2 separate regions of the Homo sapiens genome follow, and region 1 is linked to region 2. Evidence: chromatin loops called from intact Hi-C (ENCODE). Cell type or tissue: GM12878. All regions are shown on one strand. Each heading gives the region's core, and the rest is flanking DNA. Links, peaks and the distances in the headings are about the cores only.

Region 1 (7,351 bases), core at 1,146-6,145, 120 kb after region 2:
CAACATTAGAAAAAGAGGGACTCCTCCCTAACTCATTTTATGAGGCCAGCATCATCCTGACACCAAAACCTGGCAGAGACACAACAAAAAAAGAAAATTTCAGGCCAATATCTCTGATGAACATTGATGTGAAAATCCTCAATAAAATACTGGCAAACTGAATCCAGCAGCACATCAAAAAGCTTATCCACCACAATCAAGTTGGCTTTATACCTGGGATGCAAGGCTGGTTCAACATATGCAAATCAATAAATATAATTCATCACATAAACAAAACCAATGACAAAAACCACATGATTATCTCGATAGATTCTGAAAAGGCCTTCGATAAAATTCAACAACGCTTCATGCTAAAAACTCTCAATAAACTAGGTATTGATGGAATGTATCTCAAAATAGTAAGGGCTATTTATGACAAACCCACAGCCAATATCATACTGAATGGGCAAAAGTCGAAGCATTCCCTTTTAAAACCGGCACAAGACAAGGATGCCCTCTCTCACCACTCCTATTCAAGATAGTATTGGAAGTTCTGGCCAGGGCAATCAGGCAAGAGAAAGAAATAAATGGTGTTCAAATAGGAAGAGAGGAAGTTAAATTGTCTCTGTTTGCAGATGACACAATCGTATATTTAGAAAACCCCATCGTCTCAGCCCCAAATCTCCTTAAGCTGATAAGCAACTTCAGCAAAGTCTCAGGATACAAAATCAATGTGCAAAAATCACAAGCATTCCTATACACCAATAATAGAGAGCCAAATCATGAGTGAACTCCCATTCACAATTGCTACAAAGAGAATAAAATATCTAGAATACAACTTACAAGGATGTGAAGGACCTCTTCAAGGAGAACTACAAACCACTGCTCAAGGAAATAAGAGAGGACACAAACAAATGGAAAAACATTCCCTGCTCATGGTTAGGAAGAATCAATATCATGAAAATGGCCTTACTGCCCCAAAGTAATTTATAGATTCAATGCTATCCCCATCAAGCTACTAATGACTTTCTTCACAGAATTAGAAAAAGCTACTTTAAATTTCATATGGAACCAAAAAAGAGCCTGTATAGCCAAGACAACCTTAAGCAAAAGAACAAAGCTGGAGGCATCACGCTACCTGACTTCAAACTATATTACAAGGCTACAGTAACCAAAACAGCATGGTACTGGTACCAAAACAGGTATATAGACCAATGGAACAGAACAGAGGCCTTAGAAATAATGCCACACATCTACAACCATCTGATCTTTGACAAACCTGACAAAAACAAACAATGGGGAAAGGATTCCCTATTTAATAAGTGGTGTTGGGAAAACTGGCTAGCCATATGCAGAAAACTGAAACTGGACCCCTTCCTTACACCTTATAAAAAAATTAACTCAAGATGGATTAAAGACTTCAATGTAAGACCTAAAACCATAAAAACCCTTGAAGAAAACCTAGGCAATACCATTCAGGACATAGGCATTGGCAAAGACTTTGTGACTAAAACACCAAAAGCAATTGCAACAAAAGCCAAAATTGACAAATGGGATCTAATTAAAGAGCTTCCGCATAGCAAAAGAAACTATCATCAGAGTGAACAGACAACCTACAGAATGGGAGAAAATTTCTGCTATCTATCCATCTGACAAAGGGCTAATATCCAGAATCTACAAGGAACTTAAATTTACAAGAAAAAAACCAACCTCATCAAAAAGTGGGCAAAGGATTTGAACAGACAATTCTCAAAAGAAGAAATTTATGCAGCCAACAAACATATGAAAAAAACCTCATCATCACTGGTCATTAGAGAAATGCAGACAAAACCACAATGAGACACCATCTCATGCCAGTTAGAATGGTGATCATTAAAAAGTCAGGAAACAACAGATGCTGGAGAGGATGTGAAGAAATAGGAATGCTCTTACACTGTTGGTGGGAGTGTAAATTAGTTCAACCATTGTGGAAGAGTGTGGCGATTCCTCAAGGATCTAGAACCAGAAATACCATTTGACCCAGCAATCCCATTACTGGGTATATACCTAAAGGATTATAAACCATTCTATAAAGACACATGCACACATATGTTTATTGCAGCACTATTCACGATAGCAAAGACTTGGAACCAACCCAAATGCCCATCAATAACAGACTAGATAAAGAAAATGTGGCACATATACACCATGGTATACTATGCAGTCATAAAAAAGGATGAGTTCATGTCCTTTGCAGGGACGTGGATGAAGCTGGAAACCATCATTCTCAGCAAACTCACACAGGAACAGAAAACCAAACACTGCATGTTCTCACGCATAGGTGGGAGCTGAACAGTGAGAACACATGGACACAGGGAGGGGAACATCACACCTGGGGACCTGTTGGGGAGTGGGGCTGGGCGGGGGACAGCATTAGGAGAAATACCTAATGTAGATGACAGGTTGATGGGTGCAGCAAACCATGGCACATGTATCCCTATGTAACAAACCTGCACGTTCTGCACATGCATCCCAGAACTTAAAGTATAATAATAATAAAAAAATTTACTAAGTTTACTCCCCCTTCCTGCTTTGTCTTCTCTTTAGCCAACCTTCCAACCTTTTTTTTTTTTTTTTTTGAGACGGAGTCTCGCTCTGTCACCCAGGCTGGAGTATAGTGGCGCAATCTTGGCTCACTGCAAGCTCTGCCTCCCGGGTTCACACCATTCTCCTGCCTCAACCTCCCGAGTAGCTGGGACTACAGGTGCCTGCCACCACGTCCGGCTAATTTTTTGTATTTTTAGTAGAGACGGGGTTTCACCGTGTTAGCCACGATGGTCTCGATCTCCTGACGTCGTGATCCGCCCCCCTCGGCCTCCCAAAGTGCTAGGATTACAGGCTTGAGCCACCGCGCCCGGCCCCTTTCAACGTTTTTGTCAAGGGAGAAGGCAGGCCCTAGCCCCAAGGCTCTGCGCTCCTTCTAACCCCACTGGGGCTGGAATGCCCCCCGCCCCAACGTGTGGCACCAGGAGTGGGGGGCACAGCTCTGCGACCTGTGCCTGTACCCCCTCCTCCTGCCCCACTCTGAAGCTGTCTGTGCTTTTTCGAGCCATCACCTAGGCTCTGCCTTCCTCCCCTCACCTCTTTCTCGCTTGCTCCCGCGCGCTCTCTCCACTTAGTGGTTCATTTACTGCTCAATCTGTGATTAATTAAAACAATTTAAATAACTGTGCTGACGCTAAATTCATTTCCAGCCACCTCCGCCGCGCAGGGCTGCGTGAGCACAGGAGAGCCGCGGTGCGGGCTCGCGCTGACCGCCAGGGGGAGCTGTGGTCTCAGGTTTGACTGGAAGCTTGGCGTCGGATGGCGGGGTTGGGTGCAGGAAAAAGGTTAAAACATGCAAGTTCTCCCCTCCCGCCCACTTTGCCTTCTTCCACCTGGGATTCTACCGTGTCCGTGCCCTCGCAGTCCCCAAAGATTCGCTGGGTTAATCCAGAATAAAAAATGTCAGGGAAGCAAACTCCTTTCTCCTGCCTGAGGTCAGCCCCAGGATATTCCCAGAACACCTGGGGCCCGGGGACCAGGAAGGTCATGCTTGCAGGAGGGGAAACACAGGCACAGACTGTGAGAAAGGAAGACCTGCCCATGGCCTCCCTTGGTGGGGGAAGGGTAGATCCTAAATTCAATGACTGGTGTCCTTATAAGAGGAGGGGACACAGAGAGACACATATACTGTGTCAAGGGCCGGGCGCAGTAGCTTACGCCTATAATCCCAACATTTTGGGACGCAGAGGCAGGTGGATCACCTGAGGTCAGGAGTTTGAGACCAGCCTGGCCAACATGGTGAAACCCCGTCTCTACTCAAAATACAAAACATTAGCTGGGCATGGTGGCAGGCGCCTGTAATTCCAGCTACTTGGGAGGCTGAGGCAGGAGAATTGCTTGAACCCAGGTGGCAGAGGTTGCAGTGAGCCAAGATTGCACCATTGCACTCTAGTCTGGGCGACAGAGCAAGACTCTGTTTCAAAAAAAAAAAAAAATGCCATGTGAAGATGGGGCAGTGATTGGTGTGATGCTGCCATGAGCAAGGGAACCCAAAAACTGGAAGAGACAAGGAAAGATCCTTCCCTGATCCTTCAGAGGGAGCGTGGCCCTGCCAACACCTCAATTTCAGGCTGCTAGCCTCCAGAACTGTGAGAGAATAAAAATAAGCTGGTTTAAGCCTCCCAATTTGTGGTCGTTTGTTATGGCAGGGCTAGGAAACTGTGACAAGGTGTTAGAAAGAAACCAGTATCTAGGAGCCTACTCAGTGCTGGGCGCTTTGCTAGATGGGTTCATGAACGTTTTCTCATTTAAGCCTCACCACAGTCACGTGCTGCAGGTTAAATTAACATCCTCATCTGTCTTGCAGGGCCAAACAGCTGGGAAGAGGCAGAACCAGGTTCAAGAGCAGGCCAGCCTCGGTCGGCAACTGGGGGTCTCAGCAGGTTGCCTACCTCATGCTCTAGGGCCCCGCCGTTTCCTGGAACCTTGCCTTGAACAGAAATGAGAACAAGGATGTGTAAGTTTGCTGGGTAGGGGAGGGACAAGAGCTCAGACATGGTCAGGAGGACCAGGCACGGCTGGAGGATGCTTGCTGTGTGGGCATGCTCTGGTGGAGAGAAGACAGCTCCACCCAGGCTGCTCCCTCACACAGAACTTCAGGACTCTGCACTCGGGAGCAGTGGCCCGCCTTATGGGTTAGCATGGTATGAGATTGGTATGAGTCAAAGTGACCTTGGGTAAGTGACTTCACTTCTCCATGCCTCGAATCTCACTGGGGCCAATTTTGCCCCCCAGGAAACACTTGGCAATATCTAGAGATATTTTTGCTTGTCACAACTGGGTGGAGGGTGCTACTGGCTTTGAGTGGGTAGAGACCAGGGATGCCGGCCAATGTCCTGCAATGTACGAGACAGGCCCTTACGACAAAGAATTATCCAGCCCAAAGGTCAATAGTGCCAAAGCTGAGGGACTGTCTCTACACAGTCTGCCCCATCAGTTCCCTTAGCTCATCCCCAGCCACTGTCCCCTGGCCCCCTCCACTTAGCCACACTGGCCTCCTCTGTGCCCCGAACATACCCTTTCTGAGAGCATTTACACTGGCTAGTTCATCCTCTCTGCCTGGCTGGCTCATTCCATGTCCTCCAGGCCTTTGCTCAGACGCCACCTTCTCAATGGGATCTAGTCCAACCACCCTATTTACAGCTGCAACCTGCGCCTCCTCCGTGGCCCTTTCATCTGTCTTATCCTGCTTTAAAAAAAATTTTGTAGCATGGATCACCTTCTAACATTCTCGGTATATTACTTATTTCCTGTATTTCTTGTCTGTCAACAAATAATTCTATTTTTGGTTTATTTTATCAACTGGTGTGTTTCCAGTGCCTAAAACAATGCTCGGGACATAATAGGTGCTCAATAAATATTTATTGAATCAAACAATGTCCCTTTATTAGACTTCTTTTTCTTTTTTTATTTTTTGAGATGGGGGTCTCCCTCTGTCACTCAGGCTGGAGTGCAGTGGTGTGATGTCAGCTTACTGCAGCCTCCGCCTCCTGGGTTCAAGCAATTCTCCCACCTCAGCCTCCTGAGTAGCTGGGATTACAGGGGCACGCCACCACACCTGGCTAATTTTTTGCATTTTAAGTAGAGATGGGGTTTCATCATCTTGGCCAGGCTGGTCTCGAACTCCTGACCTCGGGTGATCCGCCTGCCTCGACCTCCCAAAGTACTGGGATTTACAGGCGTGAGCCACCGCGCCTGGCCCTAGTAGATTTCTAATACACTTGGGAACACTCAAGGCCCTGGGAAGTCGGACAGTAAAGGAACCGATGTGGTTTTGTCTTACCCAGAGCTTCTCAGTCTCACTTGACCATGGAATCCACTCTCTCTCTCCCGCTTCATTCCCATTGACTCCAGCCATTCTGCAGGGCACACTCTGACAGTTGCTGTCCTGTTCCAGCCCTGTCCAGAGGATATATGCGGGCAAAGATTCTGAAAAGAAGAATTAGGGAGCTTTAGGACAAAGCAGTGGGGGCAGAACTTCCACCGGGACAGCTCCATGGGGACAGATGCACCGAGCCTGGCCCAGATGGGCAGATGCAAGCTCTGGATACTGAACGCTGGCTGGGTGGGAGAGAGGCTCAGCTGGGCGGCACCCTGCGTCACACCTGTGTAAATACCATGTTTTATGAGTCCAGGAAAGAACAAGCCTGCATGTGCTCAGGGGCATTCTTTGGAGGATCTGGGAAAATAAACCCTCGCCTACTTTCCCTGATGTAACAGAAAACTGGCAGTAGTTGTGTGAAAAATCAGGGTGTGTGTTTAGAAGACACTGAGCTGCTTGGGCGTCTCTTCTGAGGCCGTGTGCTGGGAAGTGGTGTCTGGGGAACCAGGACTGCTGGGCTTGAGGGGATGCTGGCATGGCAGCCTTTATCCAGAGGACGAGGAGGAGAGGGTGAGGGGCCGGATGCCCAGCCAAAGCAGGGGGACACTAAAAATGCAGAAGAGGACATGCAGCGAGTGGGTGGGTAGGTTTAATCACTGTGACCATCGAGGCCAGAGGTAAGGTTCGTGGGAGAAGCTTACCAGGAGGGACAGCTTCAGCCCTAGATAATCCAGAATCTCCCAAGGCTAGGAACACTTTCTGGATGACTGAGCCTAATGAAGCACAGCACTGCTGTTCCCAGATGTGCTCAACCAGGGCCCTGTGGCCAGCTGGCTGTGTTCACGCAGTTCTGTGCCTGGGACCTCACTCTTCCCTGCAATGTGGTGGTGAAATGTAGAGCCAGACCCCAGTTCAAATCTTGACTCCTTGGTGACTCGCTGTGTGACCCTGTGCAAGTTACTTAACCTCTCTGTGTCCTCTCTGCTTCCTTGTTACTAAAATGGGGTAATACTGTCCCCACTACACAGGGCTGTTGTGAAGATTAAATGAGGTAGTTCCTAATGAGAGTCTGGGCTGCCCTGTATGTAGAAAGGGCAACATGAATGGCGTTTTTGGTATTCCAGCTCTCCATTTGGAGTCCTCTCCTCCAGGCTCGCAGTCCCGTTGGCCCTGTCACTGGCCCTGCTCTGACCTTTGGTTCAGGTTTCCTGGGTCTTCTTCCCTCACTCTGGATACTTTGGTTCCCCAGGCCTGGGTCCCCAACTCTAATTTTGGCTGACTTTGATCTCATCTGCTGGATCTATAATGAGCATGGCTGGTCACTAGTCTAATATAGTATTAGTATCATAGCAATTAAAGACATGGAGGCTGGACATGAAAAAGAATGAGATCATGTCTTTTGCAGGGACATGGTTGAAGCTAGAAACCATCATTCTCAGCAAACTAACACAGGAACAGAAAACCAAA
Region 2 (7,351 bases), core at 733-5,732:
AGAAGGGGGCTGACCGGCCCATGACTCATATCCAGGATGGACAGACCTGGGGCTAGACCCCAAGGGCATCTGCTCCTTGATTTAACCAGGCTAGCTGACTCTGTGTGTGTCCATGGAAAAGAGGAGCCCTTTCCTGGGGGATGCAGGAATGGCTACTTGTCCATGTCCCAGCAGGGCGCACCACTCTGGAAGAAGCGACCAGCGCATTGTAGCTGGGGAGTTATCAGACTGAGAAATGTTCTTAATTTTCTTGTTTCTCTTCCACCGATCGCCTCTGTGATCTCTCTGTGTCATCTGCTTGTCTTCCTTACAGCCCACAGCCCCACGTTTGGACCTCCTGTTTGGCTCTTGTCATCGTCCACCTTGGATTAGACTCATGCAGGAACATGGTTTGCCCTCTCCCTCACTGCTGAGCACCTCTCCCTCATATTTCTCATATCCACCCCATCCTGCTATTGCCTTAACATTGCCAAGTCTCACCTTGACTAATCCGACAGCTTCCATATTACATAGAGTAACACTCATTAGCTGTGGTAACAATCATCAAGTTCAGTGGTTTAACAAAGTAAAAGTTAATTTCTTGCTCGTGTAACAAGTTGGTGAGGGTTGGGCAGCTCTCTTAGGCTTCCCTCCTCCAAGTGGTGACTCAGGGATCCAAGCCCCTTTCACCCATCACTAAACCATCTTGGAGTCCTTCTCTTCCAATTGTGTGCATGAGGCGAAGGCACGCCAGGTACCTTACCACCTTGCCTTGGAGATGACTTACATACTTCCCACTCCATTGCATTGCCCTGAATCAATCACATGGCCAGCCAGCTACAAGGAAGACTGGAAAATATAGGGGGATTCCCGCATAAAATACAGAGGAGTGCTAACAAATTCTACCATGTCTTTCTAACAGGAGTTCAGTCTCGCACAAACGTTTTAGATAGGATAGTCAGGGCTGGAGTTTTGGTACTGCAATTGACTAATTTAAATGTCTTCCTCCTGTGGTAGGCCCTGTAGTGAAATAATAGCCAGATGGGAAATGTATAGAAATTTCAATGGCTAGGCAAATACCTGACAAATGAGCCCCCAACTTCCATCCTAAATGTAGGACTTTTCTGGTGAGCCATGTGGGAGGACAGGTTCAGGTCCCATTTCTTTCCTCTGCAGCTAAGTGAGCAGTCTTCCATCCTGTCACCCAATCAGCCATGTGTAGAAGGCCCTAGAGTCTGCTTTGGTGGTGGGGATGTTGAGAGATGGGAACTCTTCTAGAAAGCATGAGAAGGAGGAGATCCTCTTTTGCATGGGTCCAGGTAATGACAGAAGGCTGGTTCTTGGGACCTGCATTTAAGGCACAGTTGCTCTGTCTGGTAGTGACTTAGGCCTGGGAAAGGGGAGTCCTGTGTTTTAAAAGGTCTTATTTGCTCTCCTCCAGCTATGTCCCTTCTCTCAGGGAACATGGACAGCTGGAGCTGTGCCCTCTTCCCTTCTAGATCATGCTCTGGGTACTCAGAACCCTGGAATTTTCTGGCCAAAGGGCCTCAAGGCAACTTCTAGTACCTGGAGCCCTCTTTCCTTTCCTTATTCTTTACAAGGTGGACCCCACTGTTGGTGGGTACACTCCCAGCCCAGAGAGTACCAAGGGGAAGTTGGTTGGGGGCATATGGAGCTTGGATGTGCAGCCAGAAGGTCCACATGTGTGCAGGTAGGGACCGGGGAACACAGGATTCAGGACAGAGACACGAGCAGCTGCACGCTGGGGGCTCATGCCTCAAACCCTCTCCCCACCATGTTCTAGCATGGAACACCAAGGAGTTGGAGTAGCCTAAATTTGGACCCAGACTTCTAGGTTGCTATGAAGGTCTATTTGTCATGGTAGGTGGATAGAATGTATTTTATGAACTTAGTTTGAGTGATAACTTTTAAATATTTAAGTGTACGGTCAGGGCTGCTTCTTGTGTGTGGGAGCTAGGGCAAATTTTTATAGGGTGTGTAGGAGCTGGGGCAATTTTTATTTTTATTTTTTTTGAGACAGAGTCTCACTCTGTTGCCCAGGCTGGAGTGCAGTGGGGCGATCTTGGCTCAATGCGACCTCTGCCTCCCAGGTTCAAACAATTCTTCTGCCTCAGCCTCCAGAGTAGCTGGGATTACAGGCACCCACCACTATTCCTGGCTAATTTATGTATTTTTAGTAGAGATGCGGTTTCATCATGTTGGCCAGGCTGGTCTTGAACTCCTGAACTCAAATGATCTGCCCACCTTGGCCTCCCAAAGTGCTGAGATTACAGGCATGAGTCACCGCACCTGGCCTGGGGCAAATATTTTAATGTCCCTGTTTATATAAACAATTTGTCACCCCGAATAAGTGTTGGTGCCAGTCTACTGGCACAATCACAGGTCATCTCATGCAAGAAAAACCGGCCAGTGGGAGCCATCTGCTTGCTGGCTCCTTTCTGGAGCAGGAGTCTGGCCTTGGGCCAGAGGAGGGAGGCTGGGGGAAGGGAGAGGGCCAGAGAGTGCCCCACAGGGGAGAAATGGGGACTGCAGCCCACGTGGGACCCAGCTTGGGCCTGGATTGCACCCCTAGGTTGGCACTGCTGGCCATGGGTGGTCATAGGCCCTGGCAGAGGATGTAGAGTGTTTGAGGAAGGCAGGGTACAGCGAGGGGGCCCTGGAACATGCAGTGGTCTAGGGGCAGTACTGGGGATGCCATATCGGCTCTATTTAAACTCTCACTCTAGGCCCCACAAATGTCAGACATGGAGCTGATCCACCCCCTTGTGCCATGTGGCCCAAGACATCACAGCCTTGAATTACTCAGGGGAGCAGCCGGCTCTCCCATGTGGGGGCGCTCTCTCCCCATAATCTCTCTCATTAAGAGTGAAATTTCCGTTCCCTGTGAGCCAGCCCTGAAACCCAAAGTCTCCTTTCCCAATGAAGATCTTTTCTTAAAAGCCTCAGGTCAGAGCCAAGCCCTTAGCCTGGCATTCCCAGCCTTTCCTGAGCTGGCCCCACGTGTCTTTCCAGACCTTCCTCCTGCTACTCTCTTCCGAGCAATTTACACGCTATTACCCATGATGATTCACAAATTCCAATTGAATTTGATTTTTTTTTTTTTTTTGAGACAGAGTTTTACTCTTATTGCCCAGGCTGGAGTGCAATGGTGCTATCTTGGCTCACTGCAACCTCTGCCTCCCGGGTTCAAGTGATTCTCCTGCCTCAGCTTCCTGAGTAGCTGGGATTACAGGCACATGCCATGACGCCCGCCTAATTTTTTGTATTTTTAGTAGAGATGGGATTTCACCATGTTGGTCAGGCTGGTTTCGAACTCCTGACCTTAGGTGATCTGCCCACCTTGGCCTCCCAAAGTGCTGGGATTACGGGTGTGAGCCACCATGCCCAGCCTCAATTTGAATTTTAAAACACATATAATGAGCAGTTAGCTACTGCCAAGCACATGCTGAACACATTCCTCAAGCAGTGGTTTCTAACCTTGGGCTCCTGTTATTTCCTCTTCTTGGAATAACCTTCCTGGCAATGCTCCTCCCCCAGTTCAAATGTCATTTCCTACAGTTTTTTCTTCTCGTTTGAATAACTTTGCTCCCCAATTAAAAACTTTTTTTTTTTTTTTTTTTTTTTTTAAGTAGAGATGAGATCTCGCTATGTTGCTCAGGCTGGTCTCGAACTCCTGGCCTCAAGCCATCCTTCTGCGATGGCCTCCCAAAGCACTGGGATTATAGGTGTGAGTCACTGTGCTTGGCTGGTTCCCCCCTTTTATTATGGCATCAATTCAGTTCAATCAAATTTATCACATAACAAAGCATGATACTCAGTGGATAAGACCCAGCCTTTGGGGTCAGTTTGAATTCTGGCCTGGAAATGTACTAGCTGTCTGACCTTGGGCAAGCCACGTCCTCTCTCTGAGCCTCAGTTTTTTCATCTGTAGAATGGGGATAGCAATAGCGCTATCTCATAGGGCTTTTGCGAGGATTCAATGAGCTAATGAGGATGATGATGATACTTAGAGCCTATCCCTAAGCCTGATGTCTGGCACTAGTGTTCAATGACTGTTAGTCATTACAGTCGTCATGGCTGTTATTAATATTAATTATGTACCTTCTGGGTTCTACACACTGTGCTATTATAATGAAGCACAGCCCCTGCCCTCAAGGAGCTCACAGCTGAGTGCAGAAGCAGACAGTTGACGCTAATACACCCGGGTTCCATAACAGAGGTTTTCTGGCAGAATCAGGAAAAACTTTGCAGAGGAGGTGTCCCTTGGACTTGCCTTGAAGGAAGGGCAGGTGTTTGGCAGATTGGGGTGTGAGGGAGTTGGGCTGGGAGGTGCCCGAGGTCTAGTATAAAATATCTGGAGCCAACTGGATGATCCAGTTGGCCATTGGGCTGCTCTTCCAGGAAGGGGCCTGAGTTGGCTTGGTGGCCTGGTTGTTGCTTGACATCATTGATGGTGAGCCCCCTTGGCCCTCCTCATGGCAGGACTGAGGGGGACTTATTTTCTCTCTCCTAGCCTCCCTCTCTCAGACCTGATGTGGGCCATCTCCTCTGCTTGGAATGCAATTTCCCTGGGTGGCACACTCCTATTCAACCTTCAACACTCAGCCCAGGTGTCACCTCCTCTACATCTTAGCATGCTTCCCCTGCACTCTCGTGGATCCTGGCATTCCTGGTCTTCTGACACATATTGCTGTGGGCTGTGATGTTCCAATTTACTTGCCTGTCTTCTTCCCCAGTAGATGAAGGCCTCATGGGGCCTCTGGAGGCAAAATTTTGACTTATTTATTTATTTTTTTTGGGTGCTCCCAGTGCCTGGAATAGAGAGTGTTTGTTGATGGTTGAGTGTTGATTACCCAGAATTCCTGGACTTTCAAGAGAGCCACATTCCTGTCTACAAATGCTCCTGTTTTAATTAGCCAGCACAGCCTGACTCCTAAGCAGTCCCATTCTGGGTTTTCTGTGCATTCTGAATGTGGTGCATTCAACTTCGCCACCTGTTGGGAGATGGGAAGAAAATGAGACAAATGGCCTTACAAGGGCCAATTGCTGTGGCAGTGCAGTCATTGCAGGCAACTCCGGCATTGGTGATCACCACAGCTCATCAGATGTGATTCGGGGGCCTGGACTAGAATGCGTTGATAACTGCAATGTGCCTGGAGCAATGCCAGCCACGCCTTTCTGTCCCAGATTGTCTATACATGGAACCCTTCCCATAGCCTCTGAGTCAGTACCACCCCCATTTCACAGGTGAGCAAACTGAGGCTTGTAGCATTGTGGTGGCTTGTCCATGGTGATGCTGTCAGCAAAGGCAGAGACTGAGTGGAATCCGCCAAGCTTTTCCTTCTCAGGTGCTGAGAGCAAAGGTCCCAGCATCTCTCTGGTTCTGTAGTTGGGAGAGGCCTGAGCAGTGAGCTTATACCCTTGGCCAACCTTCACCTTTTAATAGGTGTTTTCTCAATATTTACTCAGTGTTGGAGGGGGAGTCAACAGTGCGAGAGACCCTTCTTCCCCCCTCACATTCTCCTCTCCCTGTCTTCCATTCATCCATTGCCAAGTCTTCAATATGCTGGCCCCTTCCAAACCTTTATTTTCCCCACAGTTTTGTCTCCCAAGCCCCAGACTGCTGAATATCCCTGTTTGTGATCTGTTATTGTCTTTCTCAAAGTCCCCCAGACCTATCCTGGGGAAGAAGAATGAGATGTTTTCCTTGCCCTAATGGAGCTGAATTCTGGTAGATGAACAACAGATCAGAAAAAGAAGATTCAGAGAGCTTAAGTATCTCCCCAAAGTGTCACATGGCAGAGAGCCAGCCAGGACTCACACTTGAGACTCCAGACCCCTCACCCAGTATCCTGGCACTCTTTTCACAGTGCCAGGCTGTAGCTGTGCTCTAGAAAGGAGGGAACTCAACAATTAAGAACCATATAAAAGAAACACTGAAACAGAACAAAGAGAACCCAGGAGTCCTGGGTTCTAGTTCTGGCTCTGCCTCTGTCTCACTGTGCAACCTGAGATAACTCATTTTTCCTCTCTGGTCTCATGCTCTGCCTGTAAAATGAATAAATACTTTCCACCGTCAAAGGCCCACAAGTCCCCACACACATGCCGTTCCTCCATCCTCCATGTCCACTGGCAGCAATTATTGTGGTTGCTGTCTTATTCATTCCTGACTTACTTGTACCCATCACTCTCAGTAGAACTTGGACTCCTTAAGAGGATAAACCAAGTGCCATTTGTTTCTGTTTTTCCATAATATAGAACAAAGGGCCAGTTAAATGAACTGGGATTAATTCTGTGGGCAATAGAGAGCCACTGAAGGCTTGGGAGCAGGGCCCAGTGTATACAAAGCACTGTTTCAGATTTTTCTAGAAGTTATTCCTATTCTTTAAATTCTAAGAGGCAAAAAGTACTGTGGTGGTAAAGTCTTGAAGGCAAGACTTGATCAAGAATGAGTAACCTGGAACACAGCGGGAGAGTGTAGCTGGGGACAGTACCGCTAAGTGAATCCCCATTGGCACCTTTCAGTGCCGCTCCAGCCCTAAAATTGGGTAATTATGCCCACTGAGAAAGCTGTTAGCAACTTGTGCTCAGCACAGTGGGAAACAGTCAGCGGGTGAGTTCAAGAGAGTGTGATAATTGGATAATGCCTGATGATGCTTTAAAGCGTCCTTGGTGGATAGATGGAACCAGATGACCTCTCTGAGGCCTTCCAGCTTGAACATTCACGATCCATGCACACCTTTTAGTTTCTTTGTTTCTCAAGTGGTGAGAGGGGAGAGAAGATGCAGAAACCACTAGAGAGAGGGCGTTACCTGTTGAAAGTGCTTGGGTTCACATGCAAAAATGAAAATCCAATCCCACAATTATTGTGTGACACCTTCACCAGACTTCTTCCTGGTCTCGACTTTCTTGCTGTAGGGAGGCTTCACGTCTTACCCTGGTGAGCATTCTAAGATGGAAATGGAATGCTAGGGCAATACCATTGAGAGGTGAGGGCAGGTGGTAAGGGGAGGCTCCCACCAGCAGATGGACTCTCAGGGCCGAATTTCCAGGCAAAGGAAGCCATTTCCAATGCCAAAACACTGATGAACATTTTCCCAAGAGAAACCCAGGTAGGGAGGAGGCGGGAAGAAAACTCTTTCAACTGAGTACCTGTTATGGTTCAGGTTCTGTGCTTCATGCTGGAGATTTATTTTCTGGGCTCAGCCTCACATCATTTCTGCCAGGAAATGACAACAAACCCAGTTTTTATCACAACACTGAAGTTCAGGTTCTTTTTTTTTTTTTTTTTTTGAGACAGAATTTCGCTCTTTTTGCCCAGGCTGGAGTGCAATGGTGCAGTCTTGGCTCA

Evidence for each region. A loop is a pair of places that touch in the nucleus more often than their neighbours do. Peaks named below come from ENCODE experiments on the same cell type or tissue, not always from the same donor. Only the 100,000 strongest peaks of a DNase experiment are listed, where the experiment ranks them.
Region 1: it touches region 2 in a loop (6-fold over the local background); 3 of 110 quality-filtered maps call a loop at or near these places.

What each region holds. Positions count from the first base shown.
Region 1 is chr22:35,020,154-35,027,504 of GRCh38, reverse strand. No RefSeq gene overlaps it. Among named protein-coding and RNA genes, the nearest start is that of LINC02885, 26 kb to the right of the region's middle. RefSeq lists an enhancer at 3,009-3,599. In GM12878, for the core only: a CTCF peak has its summit at 3,273 (motif pointing right); a DNase peak (open chromatin) is centred at 3,295.
Region 2 is chr22:35,136,568-35,143,918 of GRCh38, reverse strand. All of the region lies in intron 4 of LINC01399 (long intergenic non-protein coding RNA 1399), which reads left to right. Among named protein-coding and RNA genes, the nearest start is that of ISX, 74 kb to the right of the region's middle. In GM12878, for the core only: a CTCF peak has its summit at 2,816; no DNase peak of the experiment used is centred there; H3K27ac peaks cover 1,109 bases.